2 separate regions of the Homo sapiens genome follow, and region 2 is linked to region 1. Evidence: chromatin loops called from intact Hi-C (ENCODE). Cell type or tissue: CD4-positive, alpha-beta T cell. All regions are shown on one strand. Links, peaks and the distances in the headings refer to the core of each region. The heading gives the core; the rest is flanking DNA. Region 1 overlaps CD6 (CD6 molecule). Region 2 overlaps LINC02954 (long intergenic non-protein coding RNA 2954).

Region 1 (8,331 bases), core at 79-8,078:
ACACAGGTGACCCTGGGCAGTGACATGCTGGCTTCATGTAGCTACTCTGCCCAGCCCCTCCAACGGCTCCTCCAGTCCTCAGGCTCTGCCTCCTCTTTGTTTTTTTACTTCACTTTTTTTTTTTTTTTGACGGAGTCTCACTCTTGTTGCCCAGGTTGGAGTGCAGTGTTGTGATCTCGGCTCACTGCAACCTCCACCTCCCAGGTTCAAGCGAGTCTCGTGCCTCAGCCTCCCGAGTAGCTGGGACTACAGTCCCGCACCACCACGCTAGTTTTTGTATTTTTAGTAGAGACGGGGTTTCACCATGTTGGTCAGGCTGGTCTTTAACTCCTGACCTCAAGCGATCCTCCTGCCTCAGCTTCCCAAAGTGCTGGGATTACAGACGCGAGCCACTGCACCTGGCCTGTTTTTTCACTTAACTTTTAATTTCAGGCTAATTTCAGACTTACTGAGAAGTTGCAAGAACAATACAAAGAATTTCCCCATGCTCTTCCCTCAGACTCTCCAACTGCTAACAATTTTCCACATTTGCTTTATTATTTCCTCTCAATGTGTCTGTTTTTCTATTGCTTTCCCCCTAAACTGTTTGAGAGAAGGTTGTAATGTCCCTTTCTCCTAAATACCCCAACGTGTGTTTTTGTTGTTGTTTTTTTTTTTTACATACGGACATTTTCTTACATAACCACAGTGTACTTATCAAAACCAGATAATTAATGCTGATACAATTCTATTGGATAATCGACAGAATTTATTCAGATTTTGCCAATGGTTCCAATAATATCTTCTAAGACAAAAGAAATTTTGTTCAGTATGCTGCGTTTAATTCTCGTCTCTCTATTCTCCTTGAATCTGGAATGATTTCTCAGATTTTCTTTCTCTTTCATGTCATTGATCTTTTTGAAGCATAGAGCAGTTATTCTGTAAAATGGCCCTCATCTGGGTTGTCTGATGGTTCTTCATGGTTCCATTTAAGTCATGCCTGTTTGGCAGGAATATCACAGAAGCACGTTTTGTCCTTCCCAGTGAATCATATCAGGAGGCACATGGGCTCTCCATGTCCCCTCTCCGGTGGTCTAACTTGCTTGGCTAAGGTGTTGTCTGCTAGATTTCTCTGCTGTAAAGATAATTTCCTCCTTTGTAATTAACATGTATCTTGTGGGTAGATTCTTTGAGAATATGTAAATATCTTACTCTTCCTCAAACCTTTGCCCACTAGTTGTAACATTATTGTTGATTCTTGCCGGAATCAGTTATTATAAGGATGGTTACCTGGTGGTGATATTATAATTCCACCATTCCTTCTTCATTAATAGTTGCTGACTCGGCTCTCTTTGCTGCCTCCGTGGGAGGGAGGCAGGTGGCTCAGTGCATGGCAGGCTGGTACTAATGAGGCCAAGGTTTGAGCTCCCTTTCCACTGTGCCTCTGGTGGCTGCTGTCTTGCCCCGCCTCGGATATTGGAGTCCGGGTCAGCACCTCTCCACCTTAGGGCTAGTTCTCCCTCCATCTTTACAGTTTTGCCATTCATTTGTTGAGCTACTAGTATGTGTTAGGCACTTTTTTTCAGCCACTGAGGATACGGGACAAAGTCCCGGTCTTCAAGAAGCTTCTATTCTAATAGGGAAAATAGACCAAAAACATAAACACATTTTTAAAATAGTATCATTTCAGAGAGGGATATGTGCACCAAGGGAAATCAGGCAAAGTAAGGGGACTGAGAGCGGTTGCACTGGAGACACAGGCAGAACCTCGGAGGGGATATAGACCTGAGTGATGAGATGAGCTGGGAATGCTGAGATCAGGGAGAGGACATTCCCGTCAGGGGGAGGAGCAGGGGCGGAGGCCCTGAGGCAGGAATGAGATTGATTTCAGACTGATGGAGGAGTGAAGGAGATGGAGTTGGAGAGGCTGGCAGGGCTTGAGGGCATAGATAATAGGGTTTGGAATTAATCCAAGGGAAATGGGAGCTCATCAGAGAGTTTTAGGTGTAGAAGGATGTGATTTCATTTGCCCTTCATGCATATACAATTACTTAAGAATTTTGTACATCAACTCCTTTTTTTCTTTTTTTAAACAAAGATATAGAACGCTTCACGAATTCACGTGTCATACCTGTACAGGGGTCATTCTAATCTTCTCTGTATTGTTCCAGTTTTCGTATATGTACCGCCGAAGCTTGCACCCACTCCTTTTTTTTTTTTTTTTTTTTTTTTTTGAGACTGAGTTTCGCTCTTGTCGCTCAGGCTGGAGTGCAATGGTGCCATCTTGGCTCACTGCAACCTCTGCCTCCCGGGTTCAAGTGATTCTCCTGCCTCAGCCTCCCAAGTAGCTGGGATTACAGGCATGCACCACCATTGCCTGGCTAATTTTTGTATTTTTAGTAGAGACGGGGTTTCGCCATGTTAGCCAGGCTGGTCTCAAACTCCTGGCCTCAGGTGATCTGCCCGTCTCAGCCTCCCAGAGTGCTGGGATTACAGGTATAAGCCACCGCACCCGGCCACCCTCTCCTTTTATAAACTTAAGTTTATTTGAACTTAGAAATCTGTCACTATCATGTATCTCAAACCAATACTACTTAAGTAAATAGAATATATATATATAAACAAAGAAAACACTGAAACCAAAAGTGTCATTAAATAGCCTGCCGTCCAAGCATGAGCTGTCTCTCCATTCATTAAGAAGTGTTAGGTGGCCAGGCACAGTGGCTGATGCCTGTCATGCCAGCACTTTGGGAGGCCAAGACAGGCAGGTTGCTTGAGCCCAGGAGTTCAAGAGCATCCTGGGCAACATTGCATGTCCCCATCTCTGCAAAAATAAAATTTAACAAAAAGTGTTAGGTGTTAAAGACTAAGTAGCAGCACAATGAGACTTTCTCCTTAATGCAGTCGGACAGAAAAATTGGAAAAGGAATAATTTGTTTACTGCATGATTCAGTTCCATTTAATCTTATATGTTAAACTGTCTTTCTGACTCAGACCTGATTTGAGAAGCATTTTGCTAACTGGTGGAAGGATTTGACAGGCCCAGCCCACCCATTTAACCATGGAGAAACTGAGGCCTTGGAACGGGGCAAGGACTTACCCAAGGTCCTGGTAATAGCTGCTCTCCATTCTACTCACCCTCGGTATCACTCCCACCCAATGCTAGCTGAAAATTCAGATGTGATGTAAACATTAGTCATCCTTATTGTAAAAACGTTATAACAACCACATTAGAAGGAATGCAAAGAGAGAAAAGAAGTCTCAGCCAGCACCTTCACACAACCCGGCTGTTTGTTCTTGAAGGAGGAAGTTTTTGAGTCTGTGGAGCGTCATGGGCCTTCAGTCTCACCAGCAGGAAGGTGGGTGGCTGATGGGTGCCGGGCTGGTGTTGATCCACACTTGTCAGGTGGCTCTGAGACCAGCCTTGACTCCAGGCTCCACCACTTCCGCCATGACCTTGGGCAAGTTCCCAAAGCTCTCTGAGGTAAAATGGGTGTGGCCATGTCACTCTTCAGCTTTTGCGCTCTAGGTAGATGCTAAAGCCTTCCCTGAAGATCTCTATGGAACTTTTAGTCACCTGCATCTGTGGGGGCTGCCTCAGCCCTAACCATGTCAACATAGTGTTGAAATTCAGTTCCGAGAAACACTTGTGGGTTTGTAGACTCTATGGCATCTGGAAGTGAAAGAGGGACACATCTCTCCCTCTTACGGGTTCCTTCCCCCGCTCTCAACGCCCCTAATCCAGAATGCCCTAGAAGCTCTTCTCAGCTCCCACCTTCTGCCCCGGAGGCAGCTTTTGTTGCAGGTACACCTGTGGTTTAGTTTACTAGAGTTGCTGCAACAAACTGAGTGGCCAGGGCAACAGAAATGTATTGTCTCTCCCTGGCGCCGTGGCGCACAGCTGTAATCCCTGCACTTTGGGAGGCTGAGGCGGGCAGATCACCTGAGGTCAGGAGTTCAAGACCAGCCTGGCCAACGTGGTGAAACCCCGTCTCTACTAAAAATACAAAAACTAGTTGGGTGAGGTGGCACGCGCCTGTAATCCCGGCTACTCAGGAGGCTCAGGCAAGGGAATCGCTTGAACCTGGGAGGCAGAGGTTGCAGTGAGCCGAGATGGCACCACAGTGCGAGACTCCATCTCAAAAAAACAAAAACAAAAACAAAAAAACCAGAAATGTATTGTCTCACAGTTCTGGAGGCTCAAAGTCCAAGATCAAAGAGTCAGTGGGACTGGTTCCTTCTGAGAAGCTGTTCTCTTCTGAGCTTCTGGTGGCTTGCTGGCAATCTTGGGCATTTCTTGACTTATAGAAACATTGCCCCAATCTCCGCCTTATCTTAAAATGGTGTTCTTATGTGCATGTGCCTGTGTCCAAATTTCCCACTTCTGTGAGGACAACAGTCATATTGAATTGGGGCCTGCCCTGATGGCCTCATGCTAACTTGATTGCCCCTATAAAGACCCTATTTCCAAATAAGCTCACATTCTGGGGTACTGGAAATTAGGACTGTTTTAAGAGGAGGGGAACAATTCAACAACTCGTAGCAATGTATGTAGTGTGTATAGGGTGTGTGTGTAGGGTGTGTGTGTGTACATGTATGTATGTGTGTGTGGTGTGTGTGTATGGTGGGGGGGTATGGAGAAAGAGGTGGGTCACTGCCCTACTTAATCTCTCCTCCTAGCCCACTCATCCTCTGGAGAGATGCAAGTTAGATATCTCAGGTTATTTGGCAAAGGCCTGGAAAGAGGTATCTTTCCATCGATTTCTTACCCCTGAGAACTCCTACTCATCCTCTAAAACCCTTCCCAATTGTCCCCTGTTTCTTGGAGTCAGTTATTCCCTCCTAACTCTGTTTTTTTTCCAGAGTACTTAGTTCCAAGCCCAAGGATAGCATTTATAACTGATCGTAATCAACCACGAGTGCATCTGTATCCTCCACCAGGGCATGGGGCCTGGCCCAGAGCCTAGCTGAGAGAATGGAATGAATGAGTGGCATCTCCCTGACCAAGGGTTAAGATAGATGGGAACTCAGAAGGACTTTGAGCCGCCTCAGAAGCATCCTGTAAGTGACTTGTGAAGAGGAGTAGGGGACAGCCGTGTGGGCTGAGAGCTGAGAGTGTGAGATCAGATTAGAGAGACTGGAAGTCTGGCTCCGCCTCTTAGTAACTGTGGCCTTGGGCAAGTCATTTCATGCTGCGGAGCCTCAGTTTTCTCATCTGGAACACTGAGCCTTCACAGGCTCCTCATGGAGATGAATAAGACGGTGCGTGCTGTATACATAAAGCTGGGGCACACAGTGGGCATTCAGATGTTACCTTCCTTCCAAGGAACCCATATTTTTTTCCTGAATTTGAATTCCTGAATCCACTGGCACTCTGAGCCACGTAGATCCACATGGCCATTGGCCGCTGTCAGCCCCCAGCTGTTAAGGACGCAAGGTGGCCACAAAGCATTAGTCTGAACATCCCTGGTGCCTCCCCCAGGTTCTCTTTGAATCTGGATTTATTTAAAGAGAGGAGGTGAGTGGTAGGTGAGGAGGGGGCTGTTGTTAGGACATGGATGGGCACAGGACATGTGTCTGGTGAGCGTAGCTGCCAGGGCCGGTCCCTGACACCCCAAGGAGACTTTCTGGTCCCAGCCCAGCCTACACTCCCACCTGCTCTGGAGAGGCTGTGTTTCCTTCCAAGGATGGATGCTGATGATGTCTGATGGCTTCTGGATGTCTGATCTCAAGGGGGCCTTCTCTTAGGGGGCTTTAGGCCACCCTGGAAAGGTCTCAGCATCACCCCTTGGAGCGGGGAGGATTTTCACCCCTTGCCCACACACAAGCTAAAACTGCTTCTGCTGCAGCTCTGGGAGACCTAGAACCAGGGCCCCTCCTGAGAGCCAGTGGGTGGGGGCAGGCCCCCTGGAAAATCGCTGAGAGCTCAGCAGTTTCAGCCTTCACTCCCCTCCTCACTCCCCTCCTCCAGCCTGCAGAAACCTAGCCCAGCCTTTGCACAGAGGGTCTTGCTCTGGGGAATTCTATTCTTGAATTTAATACCTTGAGTGTCTAGCCTGGCCCACCAGCTTCTGTCCCACCTCCAGGTGTTTGCTCGAGCTGTGCCCTCTCCCTAGAATGCCTTCTTAACTCTTGCTACTTGTTGAGGGCGCCTGAAGAGTAGAAAGAGTGAATCTGGGGAACAAATTCAAATTTGGATTTGAATTCTGGCTCTATCAATGCCAGGCTATGTGACCGTGGGCTAGGAACTTAATTTCCCTGAGCCTCTTTGTAAAATGGGTTTCATAATAGTGTCTCCTCACAAGGTAGCCATGAGGCAACGTCTGTAAAGCACTCAGCACAGAGGAAGCACTCGGCACAGAGGAAGTCCTCGGGAAATGTGGATCTGCTTCCCTTGCCTCAGCGAAATGCTCCTTGACTTTGAAGTCCTGGCCCAAAGGGCACCTCCCCGGCAATACCTTCCTGGACTCACTCACCAGCCCCACCACTTGCAGAGCAGCCCTGTCCCTCCTCCAGGTTCCTCAAGCATGTCTCCTGCCTCTGCACCTACCTCAGAGAGACAACATTCGAGTCAGCTCTTAACATCTGGCCTCCAGGCTGGACCACGGGCTCTATTACCTTTACTTTCCACGGCAGAGCGCAGCATGGCTCAAGAAATGCTGCGGGAGGTGAAGTGAGTTCTAGGGACTTCCATTAATAATAAGAGTAACTAGAATTTGTTGAGCATTCACAGCACACCCTGAGGTGTTTATCAGAGCCCAGGAAACCCTCTTTCTGGGTTCAAATCCCTGCTCTGCCTCTTAGGGGCTCTATTGTCCCAGAAAGTTCCTTGTCTCTTGAATCCTACATTTCCCCGCCTGCACGATAGTGATAATAACAGTGCTTACTTCTGAGCATTGTTAAGGAGATTCAAGAATTTAAAACTATAAAAACCCATGGCTTTCTTACCCAGAGAAGGGCAGAAAAATCGTTGGCAGGGTGCATTGATATGACTCGGACAATTTACAAAGGTTTTTCATATATGCTTTTATTTTAAAATTTTTTTGTTTTTATTTTGTTTTATTTTATTTTACTAAAATTTTATTTAGTAAAAATAGTACAGAATTTAGAAAATACAAAAACAGAAAAATTTAAAAATTTATCAATAGCTACCTTCAAAGATAACTGTTGTTACTAGCCTCTTGTAGAATCTTCCAGACATTTCGTTAGAGAGGAATATTGCAAACATACAGAAATGCATTGAGAATGACATTTGTTTATTTGTTTATTTGCTTTTGAGATGGTGTCTCGCACTGTCACCCAGGCTGGAGTGCAGTGGTGCAATCTCGGCTCACTGCAACCTTTGCCTCCTGGGTTCAAGTGATTCTCCTGTCTCAGCCTCCCAAGTAGCTGGGACTACAGGCACACACCACCACACCCGGCTAATTTTTGTATTTCAGTAGAGATGGGGTTTCACCATGTTGGTCACACTGGTCTTGAACTCCTGATCTCAAGTGATCCACTTGCCTCGGCCTTCCAAAGTGCTGGGATTACAGGCGTGAGCCACCGCGCCTGGCCTGAGAATGTTTTAATGAACCCAATGCGTCCTCACCACCCAGACTTAGAAAATGTTTACACTTTTGCCGTATTTGCTCAGATCTATATTAATAAGAAAGAAAACCATACAGATACTGTTGAAATAATTCTTATCCTTTCCTCCCTAGAACACACACTCCAAAGTGTGGTGTGTGTACCCTTTTCTCCCACATTTTTATACTCCTATTACACAAAAAGTGTCTCCATACACAATGGATGGTATTGAGACATGTACTATATTTTATATAAATTGTACCCTACTGGACATATTGTTCTGAAACTTATTATACTTTTCTCCTTGTTTTCAAAATCTAACCAAGTGGATAGATATGCATCTAGTTCATTCCTGCAATGGAATAATCCAGCCTATGATACAATACAGTCTGTTTATTTCCAGCTGATGGATGGTTAGAGTACTTCTAATTTTCTTCTGTTACAAACAGTTCCGCAGAAAGTATCCCTGCACACATCTGCATGTGAACAATTTTTTCTATAATTTATACAAAAGGGTATAGCTTTCAGATCAAGGTATGAGCCTCTTGAAATCTATGAGGTATCATCAGCCATTTCCTTTTCTTTCTTTCTTTCTTTTCTTTTCTTTTTCTTTCTTTTTTTTTTTTTTTTTTGAGACGGAGTTTCACTCTTGTTGTCCAGGCTGGAGTGCAATGGCTAAATCTCGGCTCACCGCAACCTCCACCTCCTGGGTTCAAGCGATTCTCCTGCCTCAGCCTCTCGAGTAGCTAGGATTGCAGGCATGCGCCACCATGCCTGGCTAAT
Region 2 (8,331 bases), core at 60-8,059, 74 kb after region 1:
CTGACTTAGCCTGGAGTGCTGCCTGCACAAAAGGATTTCTTATTTGAAGCTCCCCAGGAGATGCTGAACAGCCCCAAAGGAAGCCAGGCTGGATTTCAGGCTCCTCTGCCATGGAGCTGCAGCTTGGTTAGGGTCCGGGTGCTTCTCCCTGGATTACCTGGAGAACACCCATCGCCCCGTGTCCCTGGCAGGCTCACCGGCTCAGCCTTCCTTGACCCCCAGCCCCCTGGCTGTACCTTACCAGCCCCTGCAGTTCCTGGGAAACAGGTCTTACCCAGATCCCAGAGTGCGCCTCAGCCCACCTGTCACCTTCCCACTCTAGAAACTCAACTCCAAACCCACCTCCTCCATGAAACAAGCGAGGAGTCACAAACATCCCCAGTGCCACCCCTCTGAGTTCCACAGGCCTGGCTCGGGCACCAGCATCTCAAGCATGTGGGCCGAGGCCCGGCTTCCTGCCCTGGGAGCTGGTCAGGCCATTGCTCATCCTCAGGGAGGTGTCAGTGCTGGTAGAGGCTGCAGATTGCCTCAAATGTTTTAGAATGTGACGTTTCCCCCAGGGGCCCAAGGTTAACCGATTCCAAGCACTCAACAGCACTAAGAGTGCATTCTCTCAGTGCATCCTCAAACTAAGGCTATGAAGCAGCTGTTGTTACTACCTCCATTTCACAGGCATGGAAAATGACGCTCAGAGAGGTTAAGTAACTCAGGCGGGTAAGTGGCAGGGCCAGGATTCGAACTCAAGTCAGACGGACACCGCAGTCCACGCTCCTTTTTACAGCCACACTGCTCCACCTACCTTGCCGTCCTTCTCACAAGAAGACACAGGAGGAAAGAGTCTCAGATCAGGAGTCGGAGCTGCACAGCCGTGCACTAGGCGTGTTGCCTCAGGAGGCCAGGAAAACGGCTGAGTCCCGCCTATGGTTTGGGCTGAGGCCCATAGTGTGGCCTGTGATTTATCCCCCAAGCAGGACACTTTGAAGAGTAAAAGAGGCTTTTAAGCTATTAATAATGATGATAGGACAGTGTTGGTCAGGACTGTCCCAGGCAAGCAGGATATGGGGTCACCCAACATGGAGTTGAAGTTAGCTAAACTCTCGGAACCTCGATCTCCTTATATTTAAAGTGAAGATATCATGAGCACCCACTAAAATAATTTGTGAGACCACACTAAACTATAAAACCTTACATCCAAATGTAGGTGTTTTGTTTTGTTTTTTAATTTACAACAACAAACAAGACTGGGTGAACTCATTCATGGTCTAACTTGACCTTGGGCAAGTTATTTTCTTTTTTTTTTTTTTTTTTTGAGACGGAGTCTCGCTCTGTCACCCAGGCTGGAGTGTAGTAGCGTGATCTCGGCTCACTGCAAGCTCCGCCTCCTGGGTTCATGCCATTCTCCTGCCTCAGCCTCCCAAGTAGCTGGGACTACAGGCGCCCGCCACCACCATGCCCGGCTAATTTTTTTTGCATTTTTAGTAGAGACGGGGTTTCACCGTGTTAGCCAGGATGGTCTCGATCTCCTGACCTCGTGATCTGCCCGCCTCGGCCTCCCAAAGTGCTGGGATTACAGGCGTGAGCCACCGCGCCCAGCCGGGCAAGTTACTTTCACCCTCAGGACCTCAGCAAAGTAACTGGTGGTGTGATGAAGGGGTCTGCCCGCATTTGAGTTGTAAACTGACAGCAGGTGGGCCACATTTTCTCTATATGACAAGTTTTGTTCGGTCAGTAGAGTGTTGACGTTCTTGAATTTGAATGCCACGGCCCTGCCACACCCTGTTGGCTTGTACCTGGCCTGGCCTGATCACAGGGTATAGACATCTGCCTGACCCCTGTAGGTGCCTAGGTTTGCAGCCCCTGGAATAGACACATTCGAAAGCCCCTTCTCATCCTGACATCCTAGGAGTCTTCCTAGCACTGGTAAGTACCCCGACTGAAGGTGTATAGGTAGATTAGTTGCAACGGATGTTCCACATTAACCTCTTAGATGAGTAACGTTCAACATTAATCAAAACACAAGAAAATCTCCTCCTACGCAATACCAAAGTCTTAATTCAACAGTCAGTCAGGAGAAATAGAGTCGCAGAATCAAAGGGTCGTCACAGCCGGGTGCAGTGGCTCATGCCTGCAATCCAAGCACTTTGGGAGACTGAGGCGGGAGGATTGCTTCAGACAAGGAGTTCGAGGCCAGCCTGGGCAACATAGTGAGACCCTTTCTTCTAATAAAAAAAAAGAAAGAAAGAAAGAATAAAAGACACTCAGTTGGGGTTTTGGTTTTCCACAAGTTGAGGTTGCCAACCTCATCAGATTAACCTCGAACCCTGACAACTAAGGAAAGAGAGTGGAGGAAGCAAAGAGCCTCTGCCACCTGTGTGAGCCTCAGATTCCTCCTCCATAAACCCGAGAGACTGATGTGTACCTGGCTGCATTGAGAGGGCTGCGTGAGCTCCACCGGGCACAGAGTCCAGCAGGCAGAAATGCTCAGTAAACAGAGCCCTACCATCCACTCTGCTCTCGTCCACCGCAGTAGGCAGCCTTAAAATGGGGTCACTCTGCATAAAGAACAAATACTTGTCAGCAGCTCCACCCTGCCATCTTTCTTGTGCTCAGCTTCTTGGAGAGGCAATGTGGTACGCTTTGAAGGAGCACTACATTTGGAGTTTTGATGACTTGCATTTGAATCTTGGCTGTGCCTTTCGTGGCAGTGCATCCTCCAATGACCTCCTTGACCTTTCTGGGTCTGTTTGTACATCTGCTAAAAGGGGATCATGATGACCTCTGCCCTGCCCACTTCACAGATCCTCATCCTATCCATTGATAACCCCACCTGTGAGATCCTGTAGTAGCTGATGTACATGTTAACCGTCATTATCAGTTGAGAAACTTCTCAACTAGGACCAAGCCCTTCACATCTACTCCTGTTTCTGCCACTGAAGCAAATTAAAAAATAATATATATATATATATATATATATATATATCACCTTGGACCTTTTATTTTCTAGCAAGGATTATCCATAGTTATTATCTACACAGGGTGGCTGGTCCCAGGGGTGTGATTCCCATTTGGGGTAATAAGTAAATGCTCTTCGTAGCAACTGCATATGAGGTGAACAAATACAGCATGCCAATAGCGGGACCCTATCGACAGATGAAGCCAGGATTCCAGCACTTACTCCCAGAGCCAGTTCTTCATTATTCAAGATACAAGATCAAGGCTGGGTCCAGGTTCTGTTGAGCCTGAAGCCTATACAATTTGGGGGTCCCTCTTTAAAAAATATGATAATACACAAATAAAATTAGATAAAGGGTGCCTGTAATCCCAGCACTTTGGGAGGCCAAGGCGGGTGAATCACTTGAGGTCAGGAGTTTTAGACCAGCCTGGCCAACATGGTGAAACCCTGTCTCTACTAAAAATACAAAAATAAGCCAGACATGGTGGTAGACGCCTATAATTCCAGCTATTCAGGAGGCTGAGGCACAAGAATCTCTTGAACCCGGGAGGCGGAGGTTGCAATGAGCCAAGACCATACCACTGCACTCCAGCCTGGGCGACAGAGCTAGACTCCATCTCAAAAAAAAAAAAAAAAAAAAGATAAATGGCCTTGGGAGGGTCCTAAGACTGACCTTCTCCAGCCTTGTGGTCAGTCTGTCTGGACCTGTCTGCACATCATCCCTTTAATTATTTCCCAAAAGCTCTACATCACAAACGCATTATTGAAGATGAAGAAACGGGGCTCAGAGAGGTAGAGGAATTTGTCCAACCCAGTTGTCCAGGAAAGACCAGGCACAGTGGACTCCAAATCCCATATTCTTCCAGCCACAACATGCATTTCTTGAATAAATGCTAAAAGATGTGGTGGGTAATTGGTATTGATGAATGGAACACAAATTTGGGGCAAGTTTCAGGTTCACCCTATCCACACCCTACCCGACTCCCACCAGAACTCCTGAATATCACAAACATCCTTCCAGGACCCCACACACAAAAAGTCCCAGGTTATAACCATATTAGAGTAATGGAAAATGAGAAAATGGAAAAAACCTCCATCATTCCCAGCAAAGACTCAACAGGGCCCTCATGAAGCTCCACCTTGTTCCCACTGAGGCAGCTTCCGGCAAGTGCCTGTTTGTACAACCAGCGAGAAACACAGCTCTTGCTGATCTTAATTCTTACCCCCACTCGTTCAGTTCTCTTATGATGACAGGCACCTCAATTCAGTTTCGCAGCATCCCAAAACGTGCCGGAGTAGGCTGGGTGAGACTCTCGGGGCTCAAAGTCTATCATTACATCTTGGTTGCGACCACAGAGGGTTTTTTTTTTTCTTTTAAACACCAGCTCAAGGGCAGAAGAATTAGTCAGGGCACAGATCTTCCGGATCGCTACTGTATGGGGACCATAACATCACTGTAAGGCCCCTGTGCTGAGCCACAAACCCCACTTGGAACAAAGAAAACTCCCAGGTACTTTACCAGACACCAATTGCGCCATCCTGTTTGGGACACAGTCATTTGGCACTCCAGGTTCTCAACCCATAGTAATAACGCCTCATGCTTTTGAAACTGAAAAATGCATCCAAAAAAATCTCAGTGACACATCATGACTCATGTCCCATCCCCACCCCCACTCCCACCTCCCTCCCGCCCCACCCTAGGGAGGGGGGCTCGTCCTTTTCATTCACCCCTGATGTGAAACCAGGTTGGTCAGTGCCTGTCAATTTCACTTCCTGTTTCCTTGCTTCCATCAGAGAGCAGAGCTGTGAGGAGGGATAGATATTATGCTGTGGTGCAGCCAGACAAGCCCCACCTTGTTGTGCCTCCAGAAGAAGCACATTCTTGGCCTGGGTGGTAACAATAACATCTGGATGGAAATATCAAGTGGTATCAGGCTTCCAGACCACCATTCATGAAAGGTGCATCCACTTAGTAAGCCTCTATGGAGGCCTCTTCTGGGCCAAGTGTTTGTTCGAAGTTGTGTATGGACAGAAAGATATTCCTCCTCTCAAGGTGCCCACAGTCCAGGGCGTACTGAGAAGCCAACAGATAATGCAGTGAGATGGCTGTGGGGATTGGGGTGTTACAGAATTGGGGTGGGGTGGGGACAGCCTGCTTTCAAGGAGTCTAGGCAGGCATCTCAGAGGTGACAGCCAAGACTAGATGGAGGACAATAATAAGGATGATGACGATGATGACACTGATGAACAATATGTGCAGCGTTTTCTAACACTTTGCATTTGTTAACTCACGTATTCTTCCCAGTCACCCTTATTCCCACTTCATAGAGGAGGGAACTGAGGCATCAGGATGGTGAGTAACTGGCCCAAAGTCACATAGCTGTTACAAGCACTATATGAGGACAAGCTGACCTGCCAAAGACAGCGTAGGGATCAGGACGGAGAAAGTCACAGAGAGGAAAGGGCATGGCATTTATGGAGAGCTGCCAACATCTTGGGGCCACACAGCAAAGGGCAAAAGTGGTCCCAACATGTGGGTGTGTGGCCCACAGACACGCTTTGTTGATGGCCCATATAGTGTTTTAAGATATATATATAAACCAACGCTTGAAAATTAGGCTATTTCATATAAAAACTCAGATTCCCAAAATTATGTTGAACAATCAGGATCTGGAAACATGGAGGCCATATTCTTCCATGGCAATAATCAGAGTTGGGTTGGTTCTCTTTAGATGGGGTGTAGCCTTCACCCTGTTTCCGTACAGCCACTTCCACTGCCTGATGTCCCCTTCATCCAGTCCCATTAATCCACCAACGTGACCTGCCTGGTGTGTGTGAGACAGGGCAGAGTCAGGGCACAGAGCTACAGAACTTGGACTGAAGCGTTTCCAGTAAGAGGAGGGCAGTGGTGATGCAGCCAGACTCCTACTGCGTGGAGATGAGTCCAGCAGCTCCCTGGAAGAGGGACTGCATGGAGCATAAGACTGCAGCAGGGAAGAGGAGGAGAGGATAAAGTACTGTTCATGCAGGATCAGAACCGGGGCAAGTGTGAAGAGGTCCCTCTACTGAACTTCTACGGAGGTTGATTTTACCGGAAATCTTTTCTCTATTTTCTCCCTGGGGCTCAGGATATAAGCTATACTTAGCAAGCAGTACTTTTTCATATGGAAGACTAAGATTCGCAGAGACCCTGCCAAGGCAACTTACATAGAGCCAAAGGAGAAAAATTAGGCAGATGCTCTCGGGGGAGTTAATTTTAAGGCATTACAGCATTTAATACACAGATTCCACTTCAGTGTTAAACCAAACCAGTCGCAGAGGCTTAAAAAACAGTGGCCAGGTCAACCACTTCACTTTACTCCCAGCCCCCAAAACCTCTCCTGCCCACCATGTTTTCAACTTGAAGCCACACTGAACCATGGAGCACTGTTAGGAAGGCTGGAGGTGGGCAGAGGGGACAGCCCGAGATCATGGTGCCACGAGAAGCTTCCCTCCAGTTGGGGAGATGGGGCCAAGCCCCATGGACCACGAGTGAGAAAGACACATCATGTTTCTATTTCACGTGTGCCATTCACGTGCTTAGTTCTGGGACGCTGCAGAGAAGCAGCAGTTACAGACCTGCTGATGGTGTGGTCAGGAAAGAAGCAGGAAAAGGGTGGGGCACGGTGGTGGCTCACGCCTGTAATCCCAGCACTTTGGGAGGCCGAGGCAGGCGGGTCACCTGAGGTCAGGAGTTCAAGACCACCTGGCCAACATGGTGAAACCCTGTCTCTACAAAAATAAAAAATTAGCTAGGCATGATGGCGGGCGCCTGTAGTCCCAGCTACTCGGGAGGCTGAGTCAAGAGAATTGCTTGAATCCGGGAGGCGAAGGTTGCAGTGAGCCGAGATCACGCCACTGCACTCTAGCCTGGGCAACTGATCGAGACTCTGTCTCAAAAAAAAAAAAAAAAAAGCAGGAAAGTAATTTGACAACTAGGAGATCTATGACAACACTTCACTCAGCTGTGGAAAGGTCTTGGGTGTTAGGGTCACATTTGACAATTCTGCCTGTTTGCTGTGTGGCACTGATGCCTGGCTGAGCTTCTCTGTGTCTGTCTCCTCATCTTTTAAATGAGAGCGCTTTGTACACTGGGAAGTGACCTGTGGATGTGAGAGGCCCTGTTGCTATGTGTCCTCTTCATCATTGCTTGCCTATTTTACTATATTTTTTTTTTTGAGACGGAGTCTCGTTCTATTGCCCAAGCTAGAGTACAGTGGCGTGATCTCTGCTCACTGCAACATTCGCCTCCCAGGTTCAAGTGATTCTCCAGCCTCAGCCTCCTGAGTAGCTGGGACTATAGGCACGTGCCACCACATCCAGCCAATTTTTGTAGTTTTAGTAGAGACAGGGTTTTACCATGTTGGCTAGGCTGGCCTCAAACTCCTGACTTCAGGTGATCTGCCTGCCTCGGCCTCCCAAAGTGCTGGGATTACAGGTGTGAGCCACCGCGCCTGGCCACTTGCCTGTTTTTCAATCCAGGGCTGGTCCCCCGGCTGGAAGTCTGCAGAGAGGGTCGAGCCCTCCATCTTTCCTTCTCTCCCTTCCCAAAGTTTCCCAGCTCTGCTGCTATCCCAGGACCCTTTCTTAGGCTATAAAATCCACACGAAGGTGCTATTCAAAAAGATTCCCGCATTTCCTACTTTGAAAGGGCACCCTAAGGAGTGACTAACAGTGATATTTCAGGAGGCACTGGGTGGTCGTGTCTTGAGCGCTCAGATTCTACCCCATGAGCATCTACATTCAATCAAGCCAGAGACCAAGATAAAAGCTAAAAAACCCAACCAAGTTTCCAGGTTTTCATAGTGGTTGGCTCCATGTAGACTGGAATTAGCAAACAGGTTTCAATCCATGTACCAGATCTGATGGTATGAAACACTGATTATGGCCGGACACTGTGGCTCATACCTGTAATCCCAGTACTTTGGGAGGCCAAGGCAGGAGAACTGCTTGAGCCGAGGAGTTTGAGACCAACCTGGGCAACATAGCGAGACCCCGTCTCTACAAAAAAAAATAATAATAATAATAATTAGCTGGACATGGTGGTGTGTGCCTGGGGTGCCAACTACTCGGGAGGATGAGGTGGGAAGATCACTTGAGCCTGGAAGGTTCAGACTGCAGTGAGCTATTATTGTGCCACTGCACTCCAGCCAGAGCAACAGAGTGAGACCTTGTCTCGAAAAAAAAAAAAAAAAAAAGAAAGCAAGAAAGAAAAGAAAAAGAAACACCGATTATGCAGAGAATCAGTCTGAGCCGCGTCTGAACTCAGCAGACACGCATACTATGATGGAGTAGAGATGCTGTCGGGAGCACACAGAGCAGTCATATGCGTGTTGCAT

Evidence for each region. Hi-C counts contacts between places; a loop is a spot of excess contacts. Peaks named below come from ENCODE experiments on the same cell type or tissue, not always from the same donor. Only the 100,000 strongest peaks of a DNase experiment are listed, where the experiment ranks them.
Region 2: a loop joins it to region 1, with 2.9 times the contacts of the local background. A loop is called at or near these places in 11 of 110 quality-filtered maps.

The regions. Positions count from the first base shown.
Region 1 is chr11:60,982,988-60,991,318 of GRCh38, forward strand. All of the region lies in intron 1 of CD6 (CD6 molecule), which reads left to right. It also overlaps the pseudogene RNU6-933P. Among named protein-coding and RNA genes, the nearest start is that of CD6, 15 kb to the left of the region's middle. RefSeq lists an enhancer at 6,352-6,441. In CD4-positive, alpha-beta T cell, for the core only: no CTCF peak of the experiment used is centred there; DNase peaks (open chromatin) are centred at 1,374, 3,364, 4,174, 5,094 and 1 weaker place; H3K4me3 peaks cover 5,264 bases; H3K27ac peaks cover 6,843 bases.
Region 2 is chr11:61,056,964-61,065,294 of GRCh38, forward strand. It overlaps LINC02954 (long intergenic non-protein coding RNA 2954), which reads left to right. Exons shown (of 4, transcript NR_186234.1): 3 at 4,748-4,912. All of the region lies in intron 1 of LOC105369325 (a long non-coding RNA gene), which reads right to left. Among named protein-coding and RNA genes, the nearest start is that of LINC02954, 5.7 kb to the left of the region's middle. RefSeq lists enhancers at 1-267, 3,953-5,152, 4,218-4,457, 4,808-5,047. In CD4-positive, alpha-beta T cell, for the core only: no CTCF peak of the experiment used is centred there; a DNase peak (open chromatin) is centred at 4,428; H3K4me3 peaks cover 826 bases; H3K27ac peaks cover 2,341 bases.